2 separate regions of the Homo sapiens genome follow, and region 2 is linked to region 1. A link is an interaction called in ENCODE POLR2A ChIA-PET data of the cell type or tissue named here. Cell type or tissue: PC-9. All regions are shown on one strand.

Evidence for each region. Peaks named below come from ENCODE experiments on the same cell type or tissue, not always from the same donor. Only the 100,000 strongest peaks of a DNase experiment are listed, where the experiment ranks them.
Region 2: POLR2A ChIA-PET joins it to region 1 with 5 read pairs; 2 of 35 experiments call an interaction of 5 or more read pairs at or near these places.

What each region holds. Positions count from the first base shown.
Region 1 is chr7:22,176,757-22,180,756 of GRCh38, forward strand. All of the region lies in intron 11 of RAPGEF5 (Rap guanine nucleotide exchange factor 5), which reads right to left. Among named protein-coding and RNA genes, the nearest start is that of RAPGEF5, 180 kb to the right of the region's middle. RefSeq lists an enhancer at 1,988-2,490. In PC-9, no CTCF peak of the experiment used is centred here; no DNase peak of the experiment used is centred here.
Region 2 is chr7:22,432,016-22,436,015 of GRCh38, forward strand. All of the region lies in intron 4 of STEAP1B (STEAP family member 1B), which reads right to left. Among named protein-coding and RNA genes, the nearest start is that of STEAP1B, 66 kb to the right of the region's middle. RefSeq lists enhancers at 2,015-2,309, 2,083-2,227 and a cis regulatory region at 2,147-2,164. In PC-9, no CTCF peak of the experiment used is centred here; DNase peaks (open chromatin) are centred at 1,796 and 2,116; H3K4me3 peaks cover 433 bases; H3K27ac peaks cover 2,943 bases.

The sequences.
Region 1 (4,000 bases):
CTGACCTCAAATGATCCACCCACCTCGGCCTCCCAAAGTGCTGGGATTACAGGCGTGAGCCACTGCGCCTGGCCAATTGAGGTTCTTTCGAAATAATCTGGCACAGGATCTTACATTTACTGACAATTTTCAACACAAGAAAATTTACTTTAATGTATTGCCTGTATTTAAAAATACTGCTAGGACAAATATATCAACCAGTGGCTGACAGGAGACATGCCTCTGTGTTCTGGTTCCAGAGCTGTTATTAGTGTTCTTTTCAATAACACACAGCTGCTTTCTTTCTCACACAGGTGAAAGGAAGACTCATGTTTTTGGGTCACAGAGAAAGGTTTGGTCAGCAACCATTTACTGAACTTCTGTGACTAAGGGATGACAACTGTGCCCTCTGCCATGGAGAATGGAAAGTTGTTCACAGAGCTTGGGAATCTGATTGGTGAGATAATTAAATGACCACATAAGGCATCCTCCACACCCCAGGCTGATGAATATCACACTCCTGTGAATGTCTGGGCAGTCCTCCACACCCCAACCCCTACCCAGCATATGTCATTGGCCTTGAGTCACCTAAGATGTTCCTATCAAGTTGTTTTCCATGTAAGTGCCAGGATGCTGAAGTTCCTTTATTCCTACTCAAACTTTATTTTGTCTTTATTTTCTAGGGAGCCCCAAATTTGTTTTGAACCATATCTATCTGGCCATGCACCAGGTAGCCAGAGTGGCTTCAATGGGCAAGGAGAAAAAGTAAGGGAGGAAAATGATAGCGGCCTCGCTAGTTAAATATACTCAAAACAGCCACCCTTTATTGACCACAAACTGTGCCAGTGCTAATGATAATCACGGAATCACCACCCAACATTCCACACCTGTTAACACTAAGGGCTTTACCTACATGGCCTGCGCCCCTCATATCCACCCTAGAAGGTAGGTTGCACATTATCTTTTTTGAGGTGACAGCACTGAGGCTGAGATGAATAAAGAGAATAACCACCCAGGGCTCCTCAGCAAGATGATGTCTGAAGGGCCTAAGTCCCAGCCCTGGTTCTTTCATTACACTATGCTCTCCCGAGAGTGTGGACCCAAATAACCCATCCGGTTTAGGGGAAAAGAAAATGCAGGAAAGTAACAGAATCTCCAGGTTTGGAAGCGGGAGTAGAGTCATAGACACAAGAAGGTGGTCTTTCATTGGTCTTAAATCACCAAAGATGCCCCTATAAAGTTGTTTCCTAAGTGCCAGGATGCTGGAGTTCCTTTATTCCTACTCAAATTTTATTTTGTTTTTTATTTTCTAGTGGACACCTGGCCATAGCAAATAGATACGAGATCAGCCAATTTGCTTTTCAAAAGGTAGAACTGACAATCACGTGGAAGGACTGAAATGGTCCACAAATTCCTAATGTTTTTAAGACTGACCAGTTACACATATTTATATTTTTTAAAATTGAAATGTAAAGGTAAAAACTAAAAAAATTGTTTACAAAAGGCCAAATCATAAAATTCTTCCCTCCTTTCTAGATGAATTCTCTATATGAAAGATTATACTGAAAAAAAACCATTTTTCTACTCTCAACACATCAACTGAGTTTCCTATAATTCAATTCTGACACTACCTGGAGATAGCACAGACCTCACAGACCAGGGGCTCAATCCCACAAGACTGCATCCCACTTCAGATGCCAATCACAAGTCTCAGGTTGTCACCTGTACTTCTGACCAGTGGGCTCTATATCAGGGTTCTCACAACCACCCTCTGCGGTCTGACAAGTACCTGTTAAGGGCTCACTAAACTCAGGGAAACATTTACTTACACTTACTGCTTTATTATAAAGGAGATGAAGATGAACAGTCAGGTGAGTAGTTACACAGCATGAGGTCTAAAAAGGTCCTGAGCACAGAAGCCTCTGTTTCCGTGGGGTTTGGGTTCACTATCTTCATGGCACATGGATGTGTTCACCGACCTGGAAGCTCTCTGAATTTCATTGTTTAGAGTTTTTATAGAAGCTTCATTAGGTAGGCATGATTGATTAAATCATGGACCACTGGTGATTAAGTCAATCTCCATCTCCCTCCCCTCCCCAGACGTTGAGGGCTGGGACCAAAAGCTCTATCCCTCTAGTCATGCCTTGTCTTTCTGGCAACCAGCTCCCATCCTGAAGCTATCTAGGGACCCCAGCCACCAGTCATCATATTAGCATACAAAAAGATTCTCCTATCACTCTAGACATTCCAAAGGTCTTAGAAACTCTTGTGTTAAGAATAAGTGATTAAAACCAAATACTAAAACAAAAGATGCTCCTATCACTTCTATCACTCATGAAATTCCATGGTTTTAAGAGCTCCAGCCCAGTGGCAGAGACCAAGTATGTATTTCTTATTATGTCACAATAATAGAATATTATATACAATTAGATACTAAAATCTACTCTATAAGAGTAGATTTATTAATTTGTGCCATTGTTTAAATAATACTTCTTCCAAGCAATAATATATGGAATATTTCTTAGTTCATGTTTAATTTCTTATATGAAAAATGTTTCTAACAATGACAAGAATTTAGAGTGAATGATGTATAATTCTCAAACATGAAATCAACAGCTCAAATCAGACATAAGAAAAGTACTTATAGCTAACTAAACCTTGCATGCTAAGCATATGTAAGATTATTCTAAATATTCACTTGTTGAGGAGGATATCAGAGATAATCCAAACCACTTCACAGGCTTTTTAAAAAAATGACTATGTCAGAGGCATTTGAGCCAGAGTGACTCCATCTTGAATAGGGGCTGGGTAAAATAAGGCTGATACCTACTGGGCTGCATTCCCAGAAGGTTAAGGCATCCTAAACCACAGGGTGAGATAGTACGTCTGCACAAGGTACAGGTCACAAAGATCTTGCTGATAAAACAACATGTGGTAAAGAAGCCAGCCAAATCCCACCAAAACCAAGATAGTGACAAATGTGACCGCCAGTTGTTCTCACTGCTCATCACATGCTAATTATGATACAATCGCATGCTAAAAGACACTCCCACCAGCACTATGACAATTTACAAATGCCATGGCAACAATCAGGAAGTTACCACATATGTTCTAAAAAGGGGAGGAACGTTGAGTCTCAGAAAAACTCATGAATAACCCACCCCTTGTTTATCATATAATCAAGAAATAACTATAAGTATCCTTAGTCCAGCAGCTCAAGCTGCTGCTCTGCCTATGGAGTAGCCATTCTTTCGTTTCTCTACTTCTCTAACAAAGTTGCTTTCACTTTACTCTATGGGTTCGCCTTGAATTACTTCTTGCGTGAGACACAAAGACCCTCTCTTGGGGTCTGAATCAGGACCCCTTTCCCTTGACAATTATACAATGCGTTAAAACATAGTATGTCCATATTTCTTTGAAGAAACAAATACATAATTATGGTATTGGGTCTACAATATCAAAACAAACTTAACATAAGCTTCTATTTACAAAATTACATGCCATTTGCCCCTTTTTTGGGAATCAAACTTTGATTTTTTCTCCCTGGGCATGTTGCTCCCCTGATATTTTAAAGTCACAACAAAACAATATACAATATATTTGCCAGCTTCACTTGCAGCTAGATGTGGCCACAAGACTAAGTTTTGGTCCATGAGGTAAAAGCAGAAGCCGTGTGTGACGGGCAAGTGTGCTCTTCATGACTTTCTTCATCCTGCTGCCTGGACAGTTATGCTAGTGTCCATCAGGGCCCAGGAAATCAAGTTCAAATAAGGAATCTCAGAACTGACTGATATCAGAGTGGCTTTATCGGCTGCGGACTGTATTTCTCCATACTTATTTTCACATGAGAGAGAAATACATTTATACCATGTTTAAATCATCATTAGAGCTTTTCTGTTATATGCAGCTGTGCCTACTCACAAATAACACATGTACACTGAAAATTTCCAGAAGCTCAAGTACACGATCTGCAATATGATATGGTTCTCAATTTTCTCAATTATCAAAAGTAGGAAAGGTA
Region 2 (4,000 bases), 260 kb after region 1:
AGGCGATGGTATTAGGAGAGGGAGCCTTTGGGAGATGATTAGATCATGGGTAGAACCTTCATCAGTGGGATTGGTGTCCTTATAAAAGAGACTCTAGAGAGACCCCTCACCCCTTCTGCCATGTAAGGTTAGAGTGAGAAGATGGCTGTCTATGAGAAGTAGATCCTCGCCAGACACCAAATCTGCTTGTGCCTTGATTTTGAACTTCCAAGCCTCTAGAACTGTGAGAAATAAATTTCTGGGCTGGATGTGATGGCTCACGCTTCTAATCCCAGTGCTTTGGGAGGCTGAGGTGGGAAGATCATTTGAGGCCATGAGTTTGAGACCAGCCTTGGCAACATAGAGAAACCCTATACCTAATAAATAAATAAATAAATAAATAAATAAATAAATAAATAAATAAATAAAAGGTTAGCCAGCTGTAGTGGCATACACTTGTAGTCCCAGCTACTTGGGAGGCTAAGGTGGGAGGATCGCTTGAGCCCTGGAGGCAGAGGTTGCAGCCAGCTGAGATCATACCACTGACTCCAGCCTGGGCAACAGAGTGAGACTCTGTCTCTAAGGAAAAATAAATTCCATTGTTTACAGGCTACCCAGTTTATGGTATTTTGTGATAGCAGCCTGAACAAATGGACAGTCTTCATTCTACCCATATCTCTGTAATGAGCCCCTTCATTAAACTATGTGATTTGCCGTCTGTTTCCTTCCTAAACCTTGACTAGTACAATACCTGAATGAAAATTGAGAAATTACTACCCAGAAGAAAGGAGAACGGACACTAGGTAGCCAAAAAAACAGCAAATGTGTACCATGATCCACTACGGATTACATAGGTAAGCAATATTAAAGCACACACATGTACAATAGCAGCCTCGTCTCTTGTTAGAGAAATGCTCTCATAACTCCCTGACAGCAAAGAACTGCCAGTTGCTTCATGAGCTCAACCTCAGGTAGAAAAATACTCAGCCCTTCAGCTCTGCCGTTCCTGCCAGCAAATGCGGCCTGACTGCTCATAGGACATTTCAGTAATCAACTGGAAAATGAAAAATAGAAAAACACAGGGGGAAGAATGAGAAGAAAGAGAATCCCAGAATCTAACAGAACCTAAATGAGTTATTTCACCAAAAAAAAACAAAACAAAACCCAAAATCAAAAAGCAAACTTCGCAAGCTCCCATTCATTGCACCCCAAAAGACAGAGAACCTGGTAATTTGACCAGACTTCTGTAACAGCCACAGGACACCTTCCCCCAACTTACTATTTCAAGCCCTTCCACCCCCTCCACATAATGACTCATTGTAACCCCAGGGAGAGAGGATTTTCCTGCTCACAAAAGCACAAAGACAGGTTAGGCCAAACCAGTTTCAAGGAGAGGAGATCTATGTAGGAAAGGGGACCCAAATTGTAACAGCCACAGGACACCTTCCCCCAACTTACTATTTCAAGCCCTTCCACCCCCTCCACATAATGACTCATTGTAACCCCAGGGAGAGAGGATTTTCCTGCTCACAAAAGCACAAAGACAGGTTAGGCCAAACCAGTTTTAAGGAGAGGAGATCTATGTAGGAAAGGGGACCCAAATTGTGGATATTTGGGCCTGCCACATAGGAGAACTTCTATTGGGCAGGAAAGATTGCAAAGTATACCTATACAATTAGGAAGCGTATATTGGAAGATGTGAAAGGATAGACAGATTTAGGACTGTGCTATTCCAAAAAGCTACCCACCACTACTCATTCAGGAAAGAATGAGTCCTTGAACTGGTATAACTGGTTGTCAACTGAGATGAATTAAAGAACAAAACTGCTGGGCTTTGTCATGATGAACATGTGTGTATACGTATGTGTGTAAGATCATCCACCACCGATCACGTTCTCCTTTGTCCTCTCAACTCCTTTGCAGGTTCACAACAGTGTTATGGCGGGAGCAGGGAGGCACCTACATCCATTGGACCCATCCTGACAGCTGGGAAGGATGTGTCCAGCCACCCAGGGATGTGCATCTGGCACCCACCTCACAACAGCTGTTCTAACCACGTAAGAAGCACAAGGGTCACCGGTTACTCTCCATGAGAACAAAAGGCCAAGGATGCAGAGATAATTGCATCAAAGGGATTCAACTTCCTGGATGACCTCATTCCAAAGATCTGCAGAGCCCAGATAAGCATCCCAGGGTTCTGGCAGAGGGCCCCTCCAGGGACAGGAAGGGGACAGGAAGCCGGCTTTCCGTGTCTGTACCGCCTTCCTTGGGAAGGATAGGACACCTGTGGCCATCAAGTCATGATGCCCCATGCTGTCTCCCGCCAACTCCACAAGAAAGGCAAATGAGTGTCACATCGCCCCCAGAGTCATGACTCTGCTGATCCCACATGGGCCCCATAGAGGGCTTTTCCTTCTAGGTCTTCACCATAGATTTCTCATATTTTCATTTAAACAGATTTGTATGTAATTCTTGAATGTTTCCTTTCTTTCATATTCTCAAAAAATACATTAAGACTAGTAAGAATAGGTAAAAAAAAATTGGTACATCTCAGAAGATAATATGTGAGACTAATAGCTATAGTTTGCAATAAAGAAAATTAAATGAGGTTTCTAAGCACTTATGTATTTATTCTCTAAATGTTTTTGAGCCCTTTCTATGCCAGACACAACTCCAAGTCCAGAGACGGAAAGATAAAATGTTCCTTATGCTCGAAGAGCACATAGATTTGTTAGAAGTCATAGATACTTAAACAAATGATTATATAATAAGTTCTACAATGTAATTTTATCCTTGGGAATTCTGCTAATATTACAAGGAATAATAAATAGTCAAAATAAGAGTCCTTTATCAAAATTTATTTTTATACTGCTCAGTTTTGCCCTAGAATTTGTTAATTTATTCAATATTCTCAGCCCAAATCATTCTACAATGGTGGAAAGATTCTAAATCTATGCTGTCCAGTGGAGTAGCTACTAGCCACATGTGGCCAGAAGTACTTGAAATGTGACTAGTGTGACCGAGGAACTGAATTTTAAATTTTATTTAATTTTAACTCAGGTCAATGTAAATAGCCACATGTGGTTAACATAGTTCCAGAGTTCTAGTCCCAGATAGATCTGGCCAGATTTACCGAAACAAGTGAAGGTTAATCAATTGTGATTAAAATCAAGCAACACACCAATGTGAATGGCCAATGAACCATTCAAGAAAGAATCACCTGCCTGCCCACCTGCACCCACTCAACCTTGAATGTCTGGAAGAAAACGAGCCTGTTAGACACAGCAGGAAAGGAGGTGGAAAGTGTAACCATAAGGCAAGGTCAAGCAGCTCAAACAGAAGCACCAGGCACAAACAAACCACAGAGAAAAGCTGGAGGGACAGCACGAAGCTGGTGAGTGTCAAAACGAAAATAAAAGCAAGTTCAAGCTCAAGTCCAATTTTTAAACACTTGAGATTTTAGAAAAATAAGTAGAATCTAATCCAAAAGCCATTTATTGACAACCCTCCATCAGTAAATTTTTTCTGAACATTTTCTGTAGGCTCAGCACCAAGGGGGGTGGTTATTAAGAAGTCTATAGTAACATCAGTCTCCACCTTAAAGAATCTTAAAATTTGCTTGAGAGACCAAATGCATACACATAAAATCGTGAGAAACTGAGACAAGACAGTATTCAGTAAAGCACTCAATTGTATTTATTTAGCCACATCTAAAGCTCACCTGTGCACGATACGCACCGTGGGCAGAGAGGTAAAGAGAGAAGTGAGCGTAGGTTGCTCTCACCTGGATGGGCTTCATGGAGACCAGCAGGTGTGATATAAGACTCAATTCAAGTTAGCCTGGCCTCCATCTGCCTGCAGTAGCATCCTTTATCAGCTCCACCCTACTCCTGCTTCTGCCAGAATGACTTGCAGTTTCCTAATGTACCTGCCATCTCTCAAGCTGAGCCACTGCGTGGGCAGAACACGGTCTGGTGGACCCGCCTGGCATGCCCGGACTCTGGAGGTGCAGACTTGTGTT